Linked DNA regions of Homo sapiens: region 1 is linked to region 2. The links are chromatin loops, found by intact Hi-C in ENCODE. Cell type or tissue: heart right ventricle. All regions are shown on one strand. Each heading gives the region's core, and the rest is flanking DNA. Links, peaks and the distances in the headings are about the cores only. Region 1 overlaps LOC124901043 (a long non-coding RNA gene). Region 2 holds the start of LOC124901044 (a long non-coding RNA gene).

Region 1 (12,899 bases), core at 2,911-10,910, 330 kb after region 2:
GTGTCTAGGCAAAGATCTTTTTGCAATGAATTTCCTGGGTGTTCTTTGTGCTTCTCACGTTTGGATATCTAGGTCTCTAGCAAAGCCAGGGAAGTCTTCCTCAATTATTCCCCCAAATATGTTTTCCAAGCTTTTAGAATTCTCTTCTTCCTCAGGAACACCAATTATTCTTAGGTTTGGTCATTTAACATAATCCCAGACTTCTTGGAGGCTTTGTTCATATTTTCTTATTCTTTTTTCTTTGTCATTATTGTATTGGGTTAATTTGAAGACCTTGTCTTCGTGCTCTGAACTTCTTACTTCTACTTGTTCAATTCTATTGCTGAGACTTTCCAGAGCATTTCACATCTCTAAAAGTGTGTCCACAGTTTCCTGAATTTTTTATTGCTTTTTCTTTAAGCTATCTGTTTCCTTGAATATTTCTCCCTTCACTTCTTGTATCACATTTTGGATTTCCTTGTACTGGGCTTTGCATTTCTCTGGTCCCTCCCTAATTAGCTTAATAACTAACCTCCTGAATTCTTTTTCAGGTAAATCAGGGATTTCTTCTTGGCTTGGATCCATTGCTGGTGGACTAGTGTGATTTTGGGGGGCTGTTGAAGAGCCTTGTTTTGTCATATTACCAGGGTTGGTTTTCTGCTTCCTTCTCATTTGAGTAGACTCTGTCAGAGGGAAGGTCTAGAGCTATAGGCTGTTGTTCAGATTCTTTTATCCCATAGGATATTCCCTTGATGTAGTACTCTTCATCTTTTCCTATGGGTGTGGCTTCCTGTGAGCCAAACCACAATGATTGCTGTCTCTCTTCTGGGTCTAGCCACCCATTGAGTCTACCTGGCTCTGGGCTCATACTGGGGATTGTCTGCACAGAGTCCTGTGATGTGAACTGTCTATGAGTCTCTCAGCTGTCGATGCTAGTGGCTGTTCAGGTGGAGGTGGCTGGGGGTGGGGGGTGCAATGGACTCTGTGAGGGTTCTTAGCCTTGGTGGTTTAATGTTCTATTTTTGTGCTGGTTGACCTCCTGCCAGGAGGTGGTGCTTTCCAGAGAGCATCAGCTGTGGTATTATGGGGAGGAACTGGTGGTGGGTGGGGCCTTAGAACTCCCAAGATTATATGCCCTTTGTCTTCCACTACCAGGGTGGGTAGGGAAGGATCATCAGGTGGGGTGGGGCTAGGTGTGTCTGAGCTCAGACTCTCCTCAGGCGGGTCTTGCTACAGCTGCTGTGGGGGATGGGGGTGAGATTCTCAGGTCACTGGAGTTGTGTGCCTAGGAGGATTATGGCTGCCTCTGCTGAGCCATGCAGGTTGTCAGGGAAGTGCAGGAAAGCCAGCAGTCACAGGCCTCACCCAGCTCCCACACAAACTGAAGGGTCAATCTCACTCCCATCGTTCCCCCCATAACAGCCCCCAGACCGTTTCCAGGCAGAGAGTGATAGGGGCTTGAAAACCAGCCCCGGGCTATCCACCTCCCAGCTGTGAAAATAGGGGCTTGGTTCTTCCCCTGCCAGTGGAGTCCGCACACTGGATTTGCGCCCGCCCCTGAGTTCTGGCCAGGAGGCTTCTCACCCCGTTCAAATTGTTACAGAGTTCAACCAGAGATTTCATTCTCTCTGTGGAGTTTTACCCCCTGCTCCTCTGGCCACCCTTCCAATGGATCCCTGTGGTGTCATGCAGGAATGGCCTGCTAGGGGACCCAGCAAGCTCCCAGGGCCTTTCTGCTGCTTTCTCTACCCCTGTATTTCTCTCTACTCTCCAAATTGACTTAGCTCCAGGTAAAGTCAGAAACTTCTCCCACAAACAGACCTTCAGCTTCTCTAGTGATAAGGGAGGAGACCACCCCTCATATTGTCTTATGCCCAATTACTGCCTCCAAAGAAAGAAGAAGTAAAAACTAAAAGGCAGAAGTGAAATCCACAAGCAGACAGCCCGGTGCAACACCCTGGGCCTGGTAGTTAAAGATCAACCCCTGACCTAATCAGTTATTTGCATAAAAAGGCACTGTGAAGATGTGTGTCCTGTTCAGTTCCTTTCTAATTACCGGTGTATGCAGCCCCCAGTCACATACCCCCTGCTTACTCAATTGATCACGACCCTCTCACGTGGACCCCCTTAGAGTTCTGAGCCCTTAAAAGGGACAGGAATTGCTCACTTGGGGAGCTCTGTTGTTGGAGATGTGAGTCTTGCCAAAGCTCCTGGCCAAATAAAGCCCTTCCTTCTTTAACTCGGTGTCTGAGGGGCTATGTCTGCAGCTTGTCCTGCTACATTTCTTGGTTCCCTGACCAGGAAGCAATGTGATTAATGGATGGTTGAGGCAGCCCCTTAGGCGGCTTAGGCCTGCCCTGTGGAGCATCCCTGCAGGGGACTCCAGCCAGCTTGAGTGATGCAGATCCTGAGAGCGCTTCCAGGTAGGCAATTCCCCCAGTGGAACACCTCACCAGAGCAGTGTGTGGCAGGCCCCCATGGAGGATCAACACAGTGACTAACAATGGTAAGAAACTGGCACTTGGAGTCCGGACATCTGAAACTTGGTAAGACTAGTCTTTGGAACTTGCCTACTCCATTTGAGTGGAAGCATGGCCTGATCACCCATGGCATGCCCATACCGGCATTTTGTTTTTTTGTTTTTGACTTGACTTGGATTGCTTGATCCTTTGGTTTTGGTCTTGACCTGGCTTGGATTTCTCAATACTCTGATTTTGGTTCTGATTCTGGTTTGGTGTAAACTGAAAAAGTCTATGTGTGCCCTTTTTACCCATTCTTTGTTTTGTGGTGTGCGTGTGGTGTGAGCGTGGTGTTTTGTCTCGAGGAAACATGGGTCAGGCACAAAGTAAGTCCAACCCACTAGGAACTATGTTGAAAATTTTCAAAAAGGGATTTAAGGGATACTATGGAATTACTATGACACCAGGAAAACTTAGGACTTTGTGTGAGATAGACTGGCCAGCATTAGAGGTGGGTTGGCCATCAGAAGGAAGCCTGCACAGGTCCCTTGTCTCGAAGGTATGGCACAGGGTAACCTGTAAGCCAGGGCACCCAGATCAGTTGCCATATATAGATTCTTGGTTACAGCTAGATTTGAACCCCCCACAGTGGTTAAGAGGACAGGCAGCAACAGTACTAGTAGCAAAGGGACAGTTAGTTAAGGAAGGTTCTCGCTCCACCCGCTGAGGTAAGTCGGTACCAGAAGTCCTGTCCAACCCAACACCAGAAGAATCGTGGCAGGAATTGGTAACAGCAGTACCCGCCCTCCCTTATTGAGAGGGGCTCCCCACTCCTGAGCCCATAGCATGTACACCTCCACCAGATAACCACACTCCTAGACCACCCAGAGTAGACAAAAGAGGAAGTGAAGCCACAGGAGAAAATCCTCCATTGGCAGCTCCATTATGGCCCAAGACTGGAATCCAAATGCCCCTGAGAGAGCAGTGATATACTGGGGTAGATGAGGATGGACACATGGTGGAAAAGCGTGCCTTTGTGTATCAACCTTTCTTCTCTGCTGACCTCATCAATTGGAAAAATAATACACCATCTTATACCGAAAACCCTTAAGCTTTAATTGACTTGCTCCAAACTATTATACAGACTCATAATACTACTTTGGCTGATTGCCACCAGCTGCTCATGTACCTCTTTAATACAGATGAAAGGCAAAGGGTGCTCTGGGTGGCAACTAAGTGGCTAGAGAGGCGCGTCCCAGCTGATTACCAAAACCTCCAAGAATATATAAGAATTCAGCTGCCAGGAGCAGACCCCCACTGGGACCCGAACGAGGGACCAGACATGGAGAGGCTAAGACGGTACTGTGAGGGATTAATAGAAGGTCTAAAGAAAGGGGCTCAAAAGGCTACAAATGTAAATAAGGTTTCTAAGGTCATCCAAGGAAAAGAGGAGAGTCCAGCACAATTCTATGAAAGACTGTGTGAGGCTTACCGTATGTACACTCCCTTTGATCCAGATAGCCCTGAAAATCAGTGCACGATTTACATGGCCTTAGTTAGTCAAAGTGCAGAAGATATCAGGAGAAAATTGCAGAAACAGGTTGGGTTTGCAGGTATGAATACCTCACAGTTACTGGAAATAGCCAATCAAGTGTTTGTAAATAGAGATGCAATAAGCCACAGAGAAAGCCGTAAGGAAGGCGAATGCCAGGCCAGGTGAAATGCCAACTTACTGGCTGTGGCCATTAGGGGAATTCCCTCGAAAGGAGTGGGAAAGGGGGGTTCTGGGAAGAATATCCAGTCTAATCACCCATGCTTGCAATGTAACCAATGCACCTATTGTAAGGAAACAGGATATTGGAAAGATAAGTGTACCCAACTGAAGGAAAAGCAAGGTAATTTGGAACAAAAGACCTCAGATAAAGATGAGGGAACTCTGTTCAATCTGGCTGAAGGGCTATTGGACTGAAGGGGACCAGGCTTAAGTGCCCCCGAGGATCCCATGGTCAGGATTACAATTGGGGGCAAGGACATTAAGTTTTTGGTCGATACTGGTGCTGAACATTCAGTAGTGACCACCCCATTTGCCCCCTTATCCAAGAAAACCATTGATATAACCAGAGCAACAGGAGTTTCCACTAAGCAGGCTTTCTATCTACCATGGACCTGCTCGGTGGGTGGACAAGAAATAGTTCACCAGTTCTTGTACATGCCTGACTGTCCCTTGCCCTTGCTGGGAAGAGACTTGCTTAGCAAGCTGACAGCCACCATCTCCTTTACAAAACAGAGCTCTTTACAGCAAAAGTTACCCAGAACAGGAGTTATCATGGCCCTTACAGTCCCCCAGGAAGAAGAATGGAGACTTTTTTTTAACCGAGCCAGGCCAAGGGATAAAACCAGCTCTAGCTAAGCAATGGCCTTGAATATGGGCAGAGGATAATCCTCCAGGACTGGTGGTCAACCAAGCCCCTGTACTCATAGAAGTTAAGCCTGGGGCCCAACCAATTAGACAAAAGCAGTATCCAGTTCCCAGGGAAGCTCTTGAAGGAATCCAGGCTCAACTCAGGCACTTGAAAGCCTATGGAATTATAGTTCCTTGCCAGTCTCCATGGAACACTCCCCTCCTGCCTGTCCCTAAGCCAGGGACCAAGGACTACTGACCAGTACAAGACTTGCATTTGGTCAACCAAGCTACAGTGACTCTGCACCCAACAGTTCCTAACCCTTACACATTGTTAGGGCTGCTGCTGGCTGAGGATAGCTGCTTTACCTGTCTAGACTTAAAAGATGCCATCTTTAGCATCAGAATATCTCCTGAGAGCCAGAAGCTGTTTGCCTTTCAGTGGGAAGATCCGGAGTCAGGTGTCACTACTCAGTACACTTGGACCCAGCTTACCCAAGGGTTTGAGAACTCCCCTACTATCTTTGGGGAGGCCCTGGCTCGAGACCTGCAAAAGTTTCCTGCTAAAGACCTAGGCTGCATCTTGCTCCTGTACATGGATGACCTTCTGCTGGGACACTCCACGGCAGTCAGGTGCGCAAAAGGGATGGATGCCCTGCTTCAGCACCTGGAGGACTGTGGGTATAAGGTGTCCAAGAAGAAAGCTCAGATCTGCAGACAGCAGGTACGCTACCTGGGATTCACTATTCAGAAAGGGGAGTGCAGCCTGGGGTCATAAAGAAAGCAGGTCACCTGCAGCCTACCAGAACCTAAAACCAGGAGGCAAGTAAGGGAATTCCTAGGAGCTGTAGGGTTTTGCAGATTAGGGATTTCAAACTTTGCAATGCTAGCAAAACCTTTGTACAGGGTTACAAAGTGGGGCGATTGGGAGCGCTTTGAATGGGAACCTCTACAACAGCAAGCCTTTTGTAAGTTAAAGGAAAAATTTATGTCGGCCCCAGCCCTAGGACTACCAGATTTGACAAAGCCCTTTACACTCTATGTGTCAGAAAGAGAAAAAACGGCAGTTGGAGTTTTAATCCAGACTGTGGGGCCCTGGCCTACACCAGTGGCCTATCTCTCAAAACAACTAGATGGGGTTTCCAAAGGCTGGCCACCATGTCTAAGGGCCCTGGCAGCAACAGCCCTGTTAGCACAAGAAGCAGATAAACTAACCCTTGTGCAAAACCTGAATATAAAGGCCCCCCATGCTGTGGTAACTTTGATGAATACCAAAGGACATCATTGGCTACCAAATGCTAGTTTAATCAAGTACCAAAGCTTGCTATGTGAAAATCCCCGCATAACCACTGAAGTCTGTAACACCCTAAATCCCGCCACCTGCTCCCAGTATCAGAGAGCCTGGTCAAGCGTAACTGTGTAGAGGTGTTGGACTCAGTTTATTCTAGCAGACCTGACTTTTGGGACCAGCCATGGGCATCAGTAGACTGGGAGTTATACGTGGATGGGAGTAGCTTCATCAACCCATAAGGAGAAAGATGTGCAGGATATGCAGTGGTAACTTTGGATGCTGCCATTGAAGCCAAACTGTTGCCACAGGGCACTTCAGCCCAGAAGCCTGAGCTCATTGCTTTAACTCGGGCTCTAGAACTCAGTGAAGGTAAGACTAAACATCTACACTGACTCTCGATATGCTTTTCTAACCCTCCAAGTGCATGGAGCATTATATAAGGAAAAGGTCCTGTTAAACTCTGGGGGAAAGGACATAAAATATCAACAAGTAATTCTACAATTACTAGAGGCAGTGTGGAAACCTCAGAAGGCAGCAGTCATGCACTGCAGGGGACACCAGCAAGCCTCCACCTCAGTGGCCTTAGGAAACTCTTGAGCTGATTCAGAAGCTCAAAATGCAGCATCTACCCCTTACTGGGCATCAGTAGCAGCCCCCTTACTCCCTCAAACACCTGACCTGGTACCTACCTATTCTAAGGAAGAAAAAGACTTCTTCCATGCAGAAGGGGGGCAAGTAATAAAAGGAGGATGGATCAGACTGCCAGATGGGAGAGTAGCTATGGCACAATTGCTGGGAGCCACAATCATATTGGCCATGCATGAAACCACTCATCTAGGTCAAGAGTCACATGAAAAATTGTTAAGCTGCTACTTCTACATCTCATACTTGCCAGCCCTTGCCAAAGCTGTAGCACAGCAGTGCATTATTTGCCAACAGCACAATGCGAGGTAAGGCCCCACTGTTCCACCCGGCATACAAGCTTATGGAGCGGCTCCTTTTGAGGATTTTGAGGTGGATTTCACAGAAATGCCGAAATGTGGAGGTAACAAGTATTTGCTGGTTCTTGTGTGTACTTACTCTGAGTGGGTGGAGGCGTATCCAACACAAACTGAAAAGGCCTATGAGGTAACCCATGTGTTTCTCTGAGATTTTATTCCTAGGTTTGGACTGCCTTTATGAATTGGCTCAGATAATGGGCGGGCATTTGTGGCTGACTTGGTACAGAAGACAGCAAAGGCATTAGGAATCACTTGGAAGCTATGTGCCACCTACTGACCTCAGAGTTCTGGAAAAGATGGAGTGAATGAATCGGACTATCAAAAATAGTTTAGGGAAAGTATGTCAGGAAATAGGATTAAAGCAGATACAGTCTCTTCCTATGATATTGTTTAAAATTAGATGCACTCCTTCTAAGAAAACAGGACACTCCCCTTAGGAAATACCGTATCATAGGCCTCCTCCCATACTACTGGGGCTTTCAGGCACTCCCCAAGTGTCAGGTGAAATTGAATTACAGCGACAGCTACAGGCTTTAGGAAAAATTACACAAACAATCTCAACTTGGGTAAATGAGAGGTATCCCATCAGCTTACTCTCCCCAGTTCACCCGTTCTCTCCAGGTGATCGCATGTGGATCAAGGACTGGAACATAGCCCCTTTGTGGCCATGGTGGAAAGGACCTCAGACCATCATCCTGACCACCCCCAAGGCTGTAAAGGTAGAAGGAATCCCATCCTGGGTCCACCACAGCCATGTGAATCCTGCAGCCGCTGAAACCTGGGAGGCAAAACAGAGCCTGGACAACCCCTGCAAAGTGACTCTGAGGAGGATGACAAGCCCTGCTCCAGTCACACCTGGAAGCTGACTGGTCTACGCACAGCCAAAACATGAGGAGGATCATTGTGGGACTCACTTTCCTTATAATTTGGACTTGTATAGTAAAAACTTCCACTGATTTTCCTCACATGTAGGACTGCTCTCAGTGTATACATCAGGTTACCGAGGTAGCACAACAAGTTACAACAATCTTTCTGTTCTATAGTTACTATGAATGCCCAGGAAATTTAAAAGGAATATGTTTATATAACGACACTCAGTATAAGGTATGTAGCCCAGGAAATGACTGGCCAGATGTGTGTTATGACCCCTTTGAGCCTCCCATGTCCACAGTTTTTGAAATAAAATTAAGGACTGAAGACTGGTGGGGACTCATAAATGATACAAGTAAAGTATTAGCCAGAACAGAAGAAAAAGGGGTGCCCAGATGCACAATCTTGAAATTTGATACCTGTGGTGTCATTAATAGCAATAAGTTAGGAAGGGGATATAGCTCTTTTAGTTGGGAAAAAGGCTATGTGACCAAAAATAAGTACATTTGTCATGAATTAGGACTGTGTGGAAATGAATGTGGATACTGGTCTTGTGTCATTTGGGCCACTTGGATAAAAAATGAAAAGGATCCAGTCCACCTTCAGAAAGGAAAAAATGGCCCTTCCTGTACTAAGGGACAAGGTAACACCTTAGAGCTAGTAATAACCAATCCCCTTGATCCACGCTGGAGAAAAGGGGAGCATGTGACCTTAGGAATCAATGGGGCCAGACTGGATCCTCGAGTAAATTTCTTAGTTTGAGGAGAAGTTTACAAACACTCTCCTGAGCCAGTGTTTCAAACTTTCTATGATGAACTAAATGTGCCAGTACCAGAAATTCCAGGAAAAACAAGAAATTTGTTTTTGCAATTAGCCAAGCATGTAGCCCAGTCTCTCAATGTCACTTCATGTTATGTCTGTGGAGGAACTGCAGTGGGAGATCAATGGCCATGGGAAGCCTGAAAATTAGTACATACAGACCCAGCTCCTGATGAATTCCTGGCTCAAAAGAATCACTCTAATAATTTCTGAGTCCTAAAAGCCTCAATTATTGGACAATATTGCATAGCTAGAGAAGGAAAAGAATTCACTTACCCCGTAGAATGACTTAGTTGTCTGGAACAGAAACTGTATAATGGCACCACAAAGACAGTCACTTGGTGGAGTTCAAATCACACAGAGAGGAATCCACTTAGTAAATTCCCAAAGTTGCAAACCGTGTGGACCCACCCGGAGTCCCACCGGGACTGGACAGCCCCCACTGGATTATACTGGATATGTGGGCATAGAGCTTATGCCAAATTATCCGAACAGTGGGCGGGTAGTTGTGTTATTGTCACTATTAAACCATCTTTCTTTCTACTGCCCATAAAGACAGGTGAACTCCTGGGCTTCCCTGTCTATGCTTCCAGTGAAAAGAGAAGCAAAGCTATAGGAAATTGGAAAGATGATGAATGGTCCCCTGAGGGAATCATACAATATTATGGGCCTGCTACTTGGGCACAAGACAGCTCATGGGGACGCCGGACCCCCATTTACATGATGAACCAAATCATACGGTTACAAGCTGTCTTAGAAATAACCACTGATACAACCAGCAGAGCCTTGACTATTCTGGCCTGGCAAGAAACTCAGATGAGAAATGCTATCTATCAAAGTAGATTGGCTCTCGACTACTTGCTAGCAGTTGAAGGAGGGGTCTGTGGGAAATTTAACCTTACTAATTGCTGTCTACACATAGATGATCAAGGGCGAGTGGTTGAAGACATAGTTAGAGATATGACAAAACTGGCACACGTGTCCATGCAAGTGTGGCATGGATTTGATCCTGAAGCCATGTTTGGAAAATGGCTCCCAGTGCTAGGAGGATTTAAAACTCTTATAATAGGAGTTATAATAGTAATAAAAACCTGCTTACTGCTCCCTTGTTTGCTACCTGTACTTCTTCAAATGATAAAAAAGCTTCATCGCTACCTTAGCTCTCCAAAATACTCCAGCACAAGTGTACTATATGAATCACCATCGATCTGTCTTGCAAGAAGACATGGGTAGTGAGGATGAAAGTGAGAACTCCCACTATTGAGTGAGATTCTCAAATGGGGGGAATAAGGGAGGAGACCACCCCTTATATTGTCTTATGCCCAATTTCTGCCTCCAAAGAAAGAAGAAGTAAAAACTAAAAGGCAGAAATGAAATCTACAAACAGACAACCCGGTGCCACACCCTGGGCCTGGTAGTTAAAGATCGACCCCTGACCTAATCAGTTATTTGCATAAAAAAGGCACTGTGAAGATCCGTGTCCTGTTCAGTTTCTTTCTAATTACCGATGTATGCAGCCCCCAGTCATGTACCCCTGCTTGCTCAATTGATCACGACCCTCTCAAGCGGACACCCTTAGAGTTGTGAGCCCTTAAAAGGGACAGGAATTGCTCACTTGGGGAGCTCGGTTGTTGGAGACGTGAGTCTTGCTAAAGCTCTTGCCTAAATAAAGCCCTTCCTTCTTTAACTCAGTGTCTGAGGGGTTTTGACTGCAGCTTGTCCTGCTACAGTGTGGGTGTGTGTTTGGGAGAGGAAGGTCTCCCTTTCTCACTTCCACAGTTGGGGCACTCACAGTTTTGGGAGGGTCTCCTGGATCCTCTAGGAGCAGTCCACTTCCTTCGGAGGGTCTGTGGGTCTTCTTGGGATTGCTGGTTTGTTCTTGCAGTCTATCTGGAGCTAAAATTCACAATGTGAGCTGCCCTCCACTGCTTTGTCCAGAGCTGCAATCTAGTCCTGCCCCCATCCTGTCGGCCATGATCTCACACTACTTAAGATTTTAAATTAGAACTTCTGACATCAAAACACAAAAGAGACAACATTTCAAACTTGATCCACTGAAAACAGGGTAAGTTTAATTCTAAATCCAAATCCAACATTCTAAAACAAGATGTTATCCAAAAATGAAAATTAGTTGCATGACCATTTTTAAAATAACTTTACATATTGAAATAGCTTAAGATTCAGAAGAAGTGACAAAAATAGTACAGAGGTTTTCACACACCCTTCACCCACATTCACCCAACATTAATATCTTGCATAACCATGATGCATGTCAAAACCAGAGTTGCACAGCTCTTAAATCCGTCATCCACGTTGAGCATATAAAAGCATCTGGCTACTGGAAATGAAAATAAGGGATTTTTGAAGAGTGATATGTCTTCTGAAAGCTCTGCATGTGCTGTGGGTTCCTCTACCACCTCATTCGCAAAAGAATAGGATGTGAATTGCTTGTTTTTTCATCTCAACTTAGAAGAAGAAGCATCAAAGGGAATTCTCAGAGAGCTTAATGTGTATTTCCTGAAGTCTGGGGGTGGGGACACACTGCACTTGAGTGTGACTCCCCTCTGAGCACTCAAGGGTGAGAGACAGGCTGGACAGCAGCTGACTGGTAAGCCAAGGGAAAGATGGCTGGGTTGACATAGGCCTGCATACACAGAATTTGTCAGAGCAAGAGATGCATGGATTTTACATAACAGAAATGTGAACCACACACAAGAAAGCTGGCATGAGGTCATCTTATATCCTGTCCAATAGGGCTACCTAGGAGGGCAAAGTCCTCAGTAGAGAGAAGCTGATGGCATAGTCTGACTCATAGGGATTGGAGAGGGAATAAGCAACACACCGAATGAGAGGGCACCATTCACATGAACAGAGTTGCAGAGAGATCCTTGAAGATGGTGTGGAAGTGGAGAGAGGACAAGGAGTGAAATCTCCAAAGAATACATGATGGCATCTATGAAATCATTACCTTTAAACTCACGCCAGTGCCAGAGAATATTTGAAAATTGTTGTGGGTTTTTTTTAAAAAAAAAAAAAAAAAACAATCTCAAACTTACAGAAGCATGCATGTACAATACTAAAAACTTTTTCCAGAATTATTTGAAAGCAAGTTGCCAATATCATGCCTCACTGTGTGGAGTGACATCTTCCTCACCCTGTCCATGCTCTGATACCCTCCACAAGACCACCCTCCTCCTTGGGTTCCAACTCTGCACCAGGCTGCCACCCCATGTGTGACAAGGCATGAACTTTCTTCACCTTGCACAGGCTCTGGCTTCCTTAGGCAGCCCATACTCCCATGCAAATACCCACCTCAACTCATTTGACTCCAGTGTCTGGCCCTGGACAGCCTTCTTGGTGCAGATGCCCTCCTCAGCCTGCTTGGGGTCTGACATGCCACACCAATGCACCCCTCTGAGGCAAGGCCCTCCTCACCCAACTTGGGCTCTGACACCCCATTCTGGGCACCATAGCCAACTGTAATAGTTAATATTGAATGGACTGAAGGAGGCAAAGTGTTGTTTCTGGGTGTGTCTGTGAGGGTGCTGCCAAAGGAGATTAACATTTGAGTCAGTGGACTGGGAGAGGCAGACCCACCCTCAATCTGGGTGGGCATCAGCTAATCAGCTCAGGACCGAATTGTTCAGAATGGGAAAAGACAAGAACTTGGGAAAAGAGCTGCAAAGCCACCTTGTAGTAGCAGCAGTCAAGTAAAACCTCTCATGGTTATTTTAATTCTTCTCTTTCTTTGCTTTCAGATCTGGAAGGTTAAGAAAGCACAATTATCAGGCTGGGGGAGGAAGGGCATAGGAAGGGAAAAGGAACCAACTACACCCCTCCTCCAGTTGAAGGCTTCCTGGTAGGGGAGGGAAGATTTATATTTGAATCAGGTTCAGAGTTTTGCCTTATATGGGATGAGAAATTTTGACTTCCGAATTGAGACTGTGCTTGGTGACTAAGAGTGGCAATCGTTTTATTAGTTAAGTGTGTTAAGGAAAGCCATAGGACTGCTGATGTTTTTTATCCAAGAGCCAAGGGAAAACTTTCCCCATTGAATAAATATAAAAGGAAAGTGAGGG
Region 2 (12,899 bases), core at 2,866-10,865:
TAGATACTGTAGACATCTGGTAGACCCTAAAAGACATCTAAAAGACCCCAATGTTGTTAGGGAGAAACTAGCAACATTCATGCCAGAACAAACTCATGTTAGAAAACACTGACTTATTTCTTGTTCAAGGGAGCTGGTCCCCATTTTACAGATCCTGCAGGAACTTCAGAAAATACTGAGCAGTGCTGGATGTTATCAATTTAACAGAACTTGCCTGTGCAGGGCACTTTCTACTTTTCAAAGCACATCTATTATCTCGGGAACTTCACAAACCTCTAGTGAGGTAGGCAGGTCAGGTATTATTCCACTTTGCATGTGAGAAATGAAGATTCACAGGATAAAGTAACCAGCTCAAAGCCACAGAATTCTTCAAAGTGGGTTCAATTTCATAGTACAGGCTCCCAGATTTGCATGTACATATATATGTACACAAACATGCAGCCTGACACTGACGTACATGACTCATGTTTATGATGCAAACATCCTAGAATAAAATTAGGGAAACGTTCAAATAGTCCCCTGTTGTCAATTTCCTCTAGTTCTACTATTACCCTAAGCTGCTCTCGTTTCTCTGTTTTAATACTTGGTAGGCTCCCAAGTTATTTCTACTTTTATGCTGATGGAAAAAAACGCACCAGACTATCTCATGTCACCCACTCCTCCACATCTCCCACTTCCAAACTTCTAAGAGCCTAGAAACACATCAAAGGTAATGAATGAATGAGTAATTCAAAGATTCTCCTCAGTGAATGCTCAAAGGACTGCTGATTTTCATCAATAGCACAAAGGATATTTTGTAGAACCTTTTCCTTGAATGTCAAGGATATTTTATTAAGCTTAAGACATATCCAGGTAAAGCTAGTTCATCAAAGGTTTCACTCTCCTAAGTCTACTTGCGAGGTCCTCCTTCATCCTACACCCTGGGCAAGTCCAGCACATGGCCCATGGTCTCAAACCTACAGCAATAAGCGAGCTGCTGGCCCTTCTGATCTCAGGGACGAGATTCAAAATTCTAACTAATAGAATCTAATATTCATGTAGATTAACTTTATAGTGCCTTGTACTAGGTAGGTTCCCAACTTCAAGAATTCAATAGAATCAACTGTTTCACAAATTAGTATAGCAAAGTAATCTCTAAAGAAAGTTTAGGCATTTTAGTTTTTAATCCTACCAGTGAATTGAAACACCAATTTCATTTCCCAGTAACAATGTAATCCTTCACTATTTAGATGATAAAACTTTGTAAGTTTTAAGGGGGGGGTGTTACATAAACACCCCCTTATGAATCTGATAAAAACTACAGACCCTATCTTTAGAAAACTACGCACTTGACGCCCACATACAATTTTACATACAATTTCATGGGGTTATGAAACCCCCAGCACCTACCCATGAATCACAAGTTAAGAATCCTGGTGTAAAAATAACCAAAGGTATAAAGTTAGGAAAGGTGGGAAAATGAAACATAGGACCAAAAGAAAAGTTGGAAGAGGATGGAGGAGAGGACAGGAGATGCCGTAGCAGTGAGTAACTCTGGAAGTGGGTATAGGACTACGTGGCTCTGTACTTCAAAGTGCTCTCACTTCTTACATTTCATTTGATCTTTACAGTAACTCATTCAACAAAATGGATCAGTTGTTATAGCATACCTCCCCCCACTCCCTGCCAACTTTAAAGAGAAAAAAACTAATACTTGAATTGGTTATACAAGTTGCCCAAGGTCAAGTATCAGCACACAGCAAAACCAAGACCCAGTCCCAAGTCCTCAGGTTATTCTGTGTCATACCATTGGCTCCTAGGGAGAGAGGGAATTCAAAGGAAACAGAAGAAAGAAAAAAGACTGGAAAGGAAGCCCAGGAAACAGAAAGGAACTGGGTGAGAATAATATGATATAAAAAGTGAAAAGTGAAGCAAGAGAATGGAGAGGGAGATGAGGATGTAGTAGAGAAACTAAAAGGAGAAATAAGAACTTTCTGTCATCTTAAATATTATTAAAAAAAACTGTGCCTCCAACTTCTATCTGGTTATAAAAAGAGAGTGAAAAATTATCATCTCAAATCTCAAAACCTAGAAAGCTGTAGGATACCCAACCGGATTATGAGAACAGTAAAGAAAGAATAAAGTGGAAAGGGGTAAGGGAAAACATAAACGATGTCCCAAATAAAGAAGCAGGGTGAATTACTCTGGTGTTCTAGGAAACACGGTAGGATGAAGCCCTACAGTTAGGGCACAATTAACACAAGGGCCCTTACACACAGAGCCTTGTTAGCTCTGGACCCAAAGGGGACAGACAGATGGGGTGGTTATTTACAGTTATATTTTCCTAAAATTGAAACTAAACAACAATCTTTGCTTCTAACATTAGCCTTCCAGAGCTGGTGTGGATTATTATTTTTTAAAATTTAATGGTTGTCAAAAGCCTGTTTTGGGTAAAGTTGATTCATAAATGTTGTTTTATTAACTTTTCTTTCTCTTCACACAAAATGAGAAATGTTTAAATGGTTATCCATGGAAACAGTAAAGCAGCTTATGCTCCAATGGGTTGACTTCGTGGAAAAAAGAAAACAATATTTCCATGGAGTGGCCTCATGCCTAACAGAAAAGACCTCATTTATGTTTAAAAAAAAAAAAAAAATCCTGCAAGAAGGAGTAGCAGAGGGAGCAACATCCCAAAGACCACATGCAACTTCCAGAAAGTAAAAGTGACTCTGTCCGGAGTTCCAATGGATACATCACGGGCTCCAAAAGAGGTTCTAAAAAGCAAATTTGCCCGGTAGTTGTCCCTCTCCATAGGCTACAGTTTCCTAGAGACAGGAAAGCAGGGTGCATCGGCGTGCAGGCTTTTCTTGGAAAGTAACGAAGCAACCTGGGGCTGAGTTTAGAGACCTTATGGGCAAGAGGTAGAACATCAGCATGTACAAGATTCTGTTTGCCCCATTATTGGGTTACCGGAGTGCTGTAGTAAAAGCACAAAGGACACTGCTGAGAACTGGCTGGATCACACTGTCAGCCAAGAAAAGGAAGGACGAATGAGGCTGAAGAGACTGCAGGGCTGCAGATGAAATATCCAGACCTATGCATCCTCATGTGGGATGAGTGGGTTCCGGCAAAATTTAAGAGGCTAATGATGGGATGGAGGGGTTGGCAGCAGCACAGCATAGCAGGTAAGTGGCACCAAGAGACAGACAGCACAATGAGTTTCCACCCTCTTTCTCTGTACAGTTACCTGTTGCGCCAGAATTTGCAGTGGTGGGGATCAGAACTGAAAGCTATATTTCTTCTTCCTCTGCCCACTTTTTGCTATGCTACTGACAGGCAGACTTTATACCACATCTTCTACAGCCATAGGCAACTTAGGTATTCCTAGAGCAATATTTCTATACGTAGCATAAATGATTGTGAAGGCCTGTTGGATTTTTTGCATGAAACGTGTCGGAATGTGTTTTGAAAGCTATTTCTCATTACTAGCCTTACAAAGTGCATTAAACATTCAGAATCACCGTTATTCTAAAATATACTTTTTACACAGTACAAAGAAAGCCAATCTAATCTGTCCAGGAAAAAGGGGGAAGAAACTCTTAAGGGAGAAAATACCTACAAGAAATATTAAAGCCAGTGCAACCAGATCAGTATGAGCAATTTAATTATTTGATGGCAACCTTTCACTAGTGTTTCATTTTCAGTAGCGAATGGTACTGTGAGCAATTTTGGCTCCCCCAAAAATGTTTTATTTTATTTATTTTCAGGGCCACCTTCTGAACAGTTGAGAACAGAACACTTATGGGCACAATTTAGAATATATTAGGTAAAACAGAAACAGACTTAAAATACTGGCTTGATCAATAAAAAGTGTTAAATAAGAAAATAAGTGGGTATTTTTGCTTTGTTTTGTGTTGTTTGCGCAGAAATACTGAATTTTTTATCAGAAAGAGGATACTTAAGAAGGAGCTACCTCCCACATATGGGTTTTCAAAGAAGAAACTGAAATCATTTCTTTGAGAAAGGTGTCGTAACACATTGAGATCTCCCATCTGTCTAGTGTAATTCCAGCCTCAGAAGGCTCCACATAGAATGCTTTCCTAAAAAAATGTCCACTCTTACAATGCTGTCTGGGCTATTATTACACAGGCTTTGTAGTTAGAGGATCACTGATTCAATTTGTGCCAAGCGCAAGGGTTCTAAGCATTAAAGAAAGACCTTGGAGATTATCCAATCCAACTTCCTCACTTTTCTTTCTTTCTTTCTTTCTTTTTTTTTCTATATGAGATGAAGTTTCTCTCTTGCTGCCAGGCTGGAGTGCAATGGCACAGTCTCGGCTCACTGCAACCTTCACCTCCCGGGTTCAAGCGATTCTCCTGCCTCTGCCTCCTGAGTAGCTGGGATTACAGGCATGTGCCACCACGCCCAGCTAATTTTGTATTTTTAGTAGAGACAGGGTTTCTCCATGTTGGTCAGGCTGGTCTCGAACTCCCAACCTCAGGTGATCTGCCTGCCTTGGCCTCCCAAAGTGCTGGGATTACAGGCGTGAGCCACCGCACCTGGCCTTCCTCATTTTTCAGAAGAGAAAAAAATTACCCAGAAAAGTAAAGCAACCAAGCCAGAGGTCCACATTAGGTGAAAACAGGTTTCTCAACAGTGGCACTACTGATATGTTTTTGTACTAGGTACTTATTTGTTGCCAGGTCCTGTCCTGTGCATCGCACGATGTTTAGCAGCATCCTTGGACAGTTGCAATCCCCCTATCCAATTGTCACGATAAAAAATGACTCTGGACATTGCCAAATGTCCTTGGGGAGAAGGCAGGGAGGACAAAACTCCCCCAGTTGAGAACCACTGGGTTAACAACTGGCATGACTGGCAACCAAATCCCTCTGACTCCCAAGGTGCTCTTTTCATTAATGACACAAATACTTCTTGTTTTCGAGTGCATATTTTGGAACTAGGGATAACTGATTAATGCATTAAGCCACCACTAATACTGACTACATGTCAAATGATGTGATTAAAAATATCTTAAAAATCTATCTTACATATATGGAATGTCAGGCACACACAGATGAGTAAATGCACATATTATTAGCATATATATATATACATAAGCCTGAAACCGCAGAATCTAAGAAACAATGAGTTATTTTTGGTTGGGTAAAATATAGTAATGCCATTGAAAAGATAGTTCAGGGAGAAATCTATCTACGAATGGTAAACTTTCTTACCAGCCTTAGAGAAATTCACTACACATTGTAGCTATATACAGAATCATCTTTTAAAACACACACACACACACACAAGAAGGGACCTCATTGTCAAGTTGTTTAATCATCTTATTGTGAAGATAAGAAAACTCCACTCAAAGAGCTAAAGTTTCCTAAACTAAGTGCTTCAAAATAGTGCCAGATTGCTTCTCAGACTCAGATGGAAAAAACAGACTTACAAAGGACACTCAGTTTCTACCACCAAGGGCAGCCTCTGATTTCAGAGTGCCAGTTAATTATAATATTGAGATATTACCTGTTTCTCTTTTTCCGGTATTCTCTATTAGAATTTTCTGATTCACTACCACTGCTGGTGTTACAGCGTGAACGTGACCTGAAGACAAAAAGGTAAGAACAAAAGAAAAAACACACATTTATAACTCACGAACAATTTCAGAAAGGTTTATATGGGTCCTCTGGAATTCATTTTGCAGTAAAATTATCAATCCAAACATCAAGAGCTGTATTATCCCTCTCCAAGTCAGTGTTTCTGAACTCAGTAAGACATCTGACTGAGTCTATAGCTCAGGGAAATGGCAATGCAGGGGAAATATAAAAACCGATTAAGGTGAATGTCAGTATGTTCCCAGAACGGACCGCAAAATCAATCACTTCCAACAGAACTCTGACATGGCAAAGCCGTAAGTCGGTGGTGGACTAAATATGGACACAAAATCTTGTAACCCTCCCATCCGCCCCACTGAGAGACGTAGAGTTTATTTCCCTATCCTCTGAATTTACACTGGTCTTGTGACTGATTTTACCAATAGAATGAGGTGGAAGGGATACTATGTCAGTTCCAGGACTAGCCCCTTAACCGACTGGTAGCTTCTGCTTCCTCCCAGCCTAAAGAAGTGTAAAAGAAGTGTCTACAGAAGTGTAAGCTAGCCAGGTGGAGAAACTATGCAGAGAGGTCCCAGGCCTCCAGCCTTTCTGCCAAGATGCCAACACGAAAGAGAAAGGCCCCCTGGATAACACAACCTCAGCTGTCATCTGACCACAGCCTCATGAAATCGTGAACAAGACGAGCTAAAAAGCTGCCTGTTCAATGGACAGAATTATACTAGATAAATAGAGTTGTTGCTGCTTTAAGCCACTGAGTTCTGCAGTGGTTTATAATATGGCAACAGATAAATAAGACAGCTCCTCTGAGACACAAAGGAGCAGGAAACAGCACAGTCTTAGGATGCAACAGAATGGAAGACTGGGAATCAGCTGAAGACAAACTGGCTTTTGAAAGTAAAAAAAATAAAAAAAAATAATGCCCCCGCTCTTTCCTTAACTCTGAGCATTTCTAAATCTGCTAACCCTTCTTCCCTCTGACTGTCCTTCCATTTTTGTTTTTTTACCTCCTCCTTTGCTTAAGATCTGAATCTTCACCACTGTTATGGGCTTTCCTGTGAAAACAAATGAAGACATTTAAGAAAACAGGAGATTATCAATTGGCTAAGGAAAGCACACCAAAATGAGTTTCACTTCAGTTAACACATATTTGTCATACATTCATTCATTTGCCAAACATTTACGTCATATGTATATGCCTAACCCTACATACAACACGTCCCAGAAATATAATGTTAATAACATCACCTGGCCTCACTCTAGTGGAACCTGCAAACCGTCCGAATTCCATTAATCCAATGATGAGGTTAGTCTGCAGTTTCAGAACTGCAATCCTCCAAGCTGATTTCTGCCATAGTGGAACTGACATCATCTCACTTGGATGCCCTTTCCCATACCCTGAGGCTCCAAATTCTCTTTATCTCTTCTCTCATAATCTCCTCCACTTCAACTCAGCAACCTACCTCATACTTACGACTTTATCATCTGTAACCACCTCCAAACACTTTGCTCTCTTACCACAATCTCCTCTTCCTCCTGTTTACCACTCGCCATTTACTTTCAAACAGCTTCAATGGGGCATCCTGGTTAAAGGTGCTGGCTCTAGAGCCAGACAACATGAATGTGAATCCCATCTTCTCCACTGATGAGTTATGTGATTTAAATAAGTTACTTTTCTACTCAGTGACTCATTTTTAATAGAATCTCCTTTAAAGTCTCCTCTAAAGGATAAAACGAATTAATACATTTAAAATGCATACACTAGGACCTGGGCCATTGTTAGCACTCAACCAAGATAAGCTGTTATTGCTTATTCAACTATTTCCATTCTTCCTTTTCTTTGACCCCAATAAGACTATCTATTGACCTGGCTACTCTCCACCAGCTCTTCACTTCTCTTCACTGTCTTCTGTACTCAGCTTAGATTTCCTAATCCATCATTTCAATAACATGCATGCTGATACTCAACATGTTCCTCAACTCTGTTTTTCATTCCATCTTTTTGGCAAAATCCCAGGCATGGGTGAATCCAACTATGCAAGTTTTCTGGATCAGTCCTAAACAGCTGGCTGAGCAGTGCTGGAAGGAGTCACACAAAAGCGGTGTATTACACTACAAATCCATGTTCATTAACTTCAAGTGGGGCCACACCACGGTTCAGCAATCCTGCCACTTTTCACAGATCTAAGTACAAAGTGGTTTCAAACTCTCCACCCTGCAACCCTCTGACCCACAGTACTCCTGTTTCAGCAAATGATTTTGTTTTCTCCTTCCGAAGGAAAAAGCAGCCTCCAGATGTAACTCTTTCATCTTCCTGCTACCAAAAATAAAAACTTACCAACATCTTCCTCTCTGTTATTTATGGATTTATCCTTACTACCAAGGTTAGTCCCTCCACCAGTGCTTTGTGGTCCCATCACCCTGTGTCTTTTCAATGACTTTCATTAACTACCCTCCCACCTCTCACACAGTCACCTTGCCCGTCTAGCAGACTCTTTTTACAAGCTATTAACTTTTTCAAGACTCTACTGTTTAAACAAACATAGACCTACTTTGAGTCCACATCCCCCCTCATCTGCCCAGTCTCTCCTCTCTCCTTCAAAGCCAAACTTTTGGAGAGTGGTGTCTATGCCCCATGCTCCATTTCCTTACAATCTGTAATCTAGCACCTTCCCATTCTGATCTCTTTAACGTATGGCTTACGTTACTCCATTTCCTCCAACACACTTATATCAAATAACATGAACAGCAATATGTGGTCTCTGTTCTTACATCAAATTTTGGGGTCACTATTTAGCATAAACACAATTATACCGAAATTGGTCACAGACGATCTAAATAGTGTTCCAGGAATATGATTCCATTCTTTTGTAGGTTTTAAATTTTCTAAGAGAAGATACTTGCCTAAGTTTTCCATGTACATATCACTTGCTTAGGGTTCTTTTGCTTATCACTAATTCTTCAAACTCTGAGAGAACAGCAAAACTCCTGCTATGGATGGATACTCAGGTAATCTGCAAGTTCCATTTATCCCTCCTGGAGCCCTCTGCCCTCCTGCTCATACCTGGACCTTTGACTAACTCCCCTTTACCATGATCCAAGGAACTCCTTTTGCTTCTTGATATGATGGACCCTACATCTCCAGGTCTTTTGGCTACTTGTCTGGGTTTTGGTAAAGTGTATCTTTTAGTTGCTAACAGAAAAATTTGCATGACAGATACACTTTTTTGGAACCCAAAATTTCTGAAAATGTCTTTATTCTATACAAACAATTATGGTTATCTGGGCATAGACTCCTAAACTGAAAATAATCTTTCAGACTTCTGAAGGCAATACTTCTTTGCCTTCTTCCTCTGATATTACTGTTAAGCAGCCCAATTTTTTTTTCTTTTTTTTTGAGACGGAGTTTCACTCTTGTGGCCCAACCTGGAGTACAGTGGTGCGATCTCAGCTCACTGCAACCTCCGCCTTCCGGGTTCAAGTGATTTTCCTGCCTCAGCCTCCACCAGTAGCTGGGATTACAGGCATGCACCACCACGCCTGGCTAGTTTGTATTTTTAGTAGAGACAGGGTTTCACCATGTTGGGTAGGCTAGTCTTGAACTTCTGACCTCAGGTGATCGGCCCACCTCGGCCTCTCAAAGTGCTGGGATTACAGGCATGAGCCACCGTACATGGCTCCCAATGTCATTTTGATTTGTCACTATTTGTACATGGATATTTTTTTCTCTCCCATATTCCCATGCCCCCTCCAAATCTTTAGAATTCTTTGTTAATCTATAATGTTTTGAAATTTAGTTATAATGAACCTTCGAATGAATCTAACTTTTCAACCGATTATGTCAAATGCTTAGTGGGTTCTTCTCTATAATGTCACATCCTTCAGTTCCGGAATATTCGCTTTGCTGTTTCTTTAATAGTTTCCTCTCCTATGTTTTCTCTGTTCTTTTTTCTTAGAAATTGTATTAGTTGAATGTTTGATATCTAGGTTTGATAATTTTATTATTCTTATTTCCATACATTTGTTTTATTGTGGGTTTTTTGGTTCCGTTTTGGAGAAGATTTTCTTAATGTTACCTTCCAAATATTTTACTCATTTTAAATTCTGCCACACTAATTTTAAGCCTAATAACTCTTATTTATTAGTTCTTACCTTTGTATTGATAGAAATTCATGGTTATATTTTTTCATCTTTCTAAATAATTAGTTTTTTAGAAATTTTTATTTCTTATATTGTCTGTTTCCTGTGAGAATGCCCCCAACCCCACCCTACACCCCATTTGTTTGTTTTAGTCTCTGCCTTTCTAGACAGAAGCAATGCTCAAATGCAGGCGTTCATGGCTCTCTCTTCCTATTCAAGCAGTAAGTGTTAAAATGACTGGAGCCCTTTGGATGGTGCAGTGCACGTTAATTAATGGCCTCACAGTAATATGAGGGCAGCCTCAATCATTTCACTGGATGATCCTTTGAAAGTAAGTATATGTAAGTCTTTTCTCTTGTACCTAGTCCATTTCCTGCAGTGAGATTCTCTAGTCTCATGCCTGGGAGATATAACCGTTTCAATGGAAGATGCTTTGAAAGCTAGTATCCATAGTCTTTTCTCTTGTCCCTGTCCATCTCTTACAAAGGGATTCTCTAATTTTCTGCCTAGGTAATATAAGCCTGGATTCTAGTATTCTGGGAATGAAGAGAGAAGGGAGACATTTGGTATGCAAATTTTCACTCTCTTGATTTTTCCATGGCCACAATCTCTCTTTCTCCTTTACCAGTTAATCTTCAATTAAGCCAAATGCTGGAGCTTCTTACAACTCTGTCATTGGCTTTGTCTTTTTGCATTCTATCTATACTATCCACCTAAACAACCTAATCTCTATATTTCAAGTAACATACTTAAGATTATATTTCGGTCCATAAAGCAAATCAAGCCCCTGACTTCCATTCACAACCCATGTGAATCCCACACTTGGACTTCTCAGAAGTACCATAAATTCAGGATATCAGAATCTAAACTGGCAATTGTCCCTTTCAAGCCTGTGAAGTCCTGATGATTCTACTTCTACGCAACACATCGAATTCAAAAAACTGAACAAGCCTGGGTTTCATTCTGGACAGCTCCCTCTCCTCTACCCCTCATACTGATTCTCCTACCAATTTTACCTCTCACTGGCTACTGAAACCATCTACTTCTTTATATTTCCACATCACCACCTTGGTCCATGCTCCCATTCTCTATTGCTAGGACTCGGACAATAGCCTGCTGCCTGGTCTTCTGCTACTACCCACTTTCACCATTTCTCCACAGGACAGTGAGGGTCATCTGTACAAACACAAATGTGATGTTATTGTACTTCCTGTAAAAAACCACTGGTCTAAGGACCAAAATCCTGAACAAAGTCCAGGTGGGCTGTAAGATCAGATCCCATCTTTCTCTCTATGCTCATTTCTAACACATTTTTATTCACTCTCAGAGTCTGATAAACACTGGCCTTTTTCGTTTTCATGAAGGTTTCCTGCTTCTTTCCATTCCCAATGCTTTTGCACATGCTAGCCCCTCTATCTGGTATGATTGCTCCTTTCTTTTAGCCTGTTTGTATCTCAGATCCTGGCGCAAGCATCCAACCTCAGGAAACTAACCCCAACCTCTTTGGCTCAGTGATTCAGCAAACTTCCCCTAACAGTGCTCATTACACAGGCATCTATTTATAAAAATTTATCATGCATTACACTTATGACACGTGTACTTTTCTGTATGCATGCTAGGTTTCAATAAAAAGTTTTTAAAATTCCCTTAAGTACCACATAGCTTACCTTCATATTATGTATTAAAGTCACAATGGCACATATATTCCTATGACTCATGTATTTATCCCTTAACAGCATCTAAGCTCCCAAAGGACAACAACTTTGTCTAATGGCAGCAGCACACTGCATGGCATACAACAGGCACCCAAACATTTTTTAATGTAAAATTGAAAGCTGAGGAGTGAAAATATATTGTACTACCAGGAAATATGCTGACTTTCTTTTTCTAGAATAGGAACGTTTAAACAAGCAGGCTTCAGGGTCTCCATAAATTTTGAAAATTATATGCAGATGTTTATATGTATTTAAATATGAACCTACCTTTCCCTAAGGAATGAATCCAACATTTCACCAGATCTCAGAGGGTAGTACCACCCAAAAAGGTTAAGGACCACTATTCTGGACTCGGCCAGAATTTGATAGCTTGTATCCACCTCATGATAAACAAAATAGGAAATTTTGACATCTATTGCAAAGTGTATTATCCTGGTATCCAAAGCAAAATATAATTTCCTATTATTAAATTTAAGTCCTTGAGATTCTTCCATGCTGATGACATGTCTTGATTTTAAATGCCAGTGTTAATCCAGCAATGTAGAGGTTTGTGCTGAGTGCAAGGTAAATATGTGTGAAGATAAAAAAGACTGACAAGGACAACGACACTTATAGGGCATTCATACTGGGAAGAAACAGAGAAGAATGTGCTTTAGTCCTTTTTATGTCAACATGCAGCAATGGCTCATTGCCTCAAAACACACGTCCCCAAAAGAGACCTGTAAGTGCATCAGGCAAAAGGCTCTATGGATGCTCAGGCAAAAAGATCCTCTTCCCAGCAAATTTAAATAGCCTTCCCCTGGAATACGCCAATGAAAGGATCCTGTATCCACTCTCCACAATTACTTCTCTGTGTTTCACAGGAAGCCAGCGGAAAATGAACCTCAGTGTAGAAGTCAAGTCTGGATTTGGGAGTGTATATGCTGCAAACTATTTCAAGCAATTATTTTGTATGAAAATATGCAAATTTAGCCATATTTTAGCAAAATGTAATTAAGCTCATTTTCAAATGTATTAAAATGACTATCTGCTCAACATGTGTAATTATTTTATATAGGGAGTGCTGACAAATTGCACTAATTAATTAAGGGTAGAAAACTATAAAACTCTATCTACGAATAATATATGCTAAATTCTAATCATCCCTGCCACCTATGTCGCCTCAACACACAATACACACAAATGCACTTTAAAGTATTTCCCAGTGGTGTTGCTTTGGTTTTAAGTATTGTCCAAATTGAACCAACTCTTGGTGTTCCCAAGGAGAATGCTGAGTAAGGGCTGAAGTACAGTTTATTTAAATGAGGGCTATCACTATCTCCACCTTTTTCAGATGTACAGGCTGGGATTCCAATCCCATGTGTGCCACAGAGGACAAGCTACCATCATCTCCCTGAGCCTCAGTTTTCTCATCTGTAAAACTGAGATGGTGATGGTGGGCTGAATA

What was found. A loop is a pair of places that touch in the nucleus more often than their neighbours do. Peaks named below come from ENCODE experiments on the same cell type or tissue, not always from the same donor. Only the 100,000 strongest peaks of a DNase experiment are listed, where the experiment ranks them.
Region 1: a loop joins it to region 2, with 2.9 times the contacts of the local background. A loop is called at or near these places in 7 of 110 quality-filtered maps.

The regions. Positions count from the first base shown.
Region 1 is chr5:112,522,085-112,534,983 of GRCh38, forward strand. It overlaps LOC124901043 (a long non-coding RNA gene), which reads left to right. Exons shown (of 2, transcript XR_007058901.1): 2 at 5,282-8,328. Among named protein-coding and RNA genes, the nearest start is that of LINC02200, 100 kb to the right of the region's middle. RefSeq lists enhancers at 914-1,415, 981-1,100. In heart right ventricle, for the core only: a CTCF peak has its summit at 7,638; no DNase peak of the experiment used is centred there.
Region 2 is chr5:112,189,057-112,201,955 of GRCh38, forward strand. It overlaps EPB41L4A (erythrocyte membrane protein band 4.1 like 4A), which reads right to left. Exons shown (of 23, transcript NM_022140.5): 16 at 6,605-6,652; 17 at 5,512-5,589. It overlaps LOC124901044 (a long non-coding RNA gene), which reads left to right and starts at 5,541. Exons shown (of 3, transcript XR_007058902.1): 1 at 5,541-5,603; 2 at 9,957-10,068; 3 at 12,316-12,487. In heart right ventricle, for the core only: no CTCF peak of the experiment used is centred there; no DNase peak of the experiment used is centred there.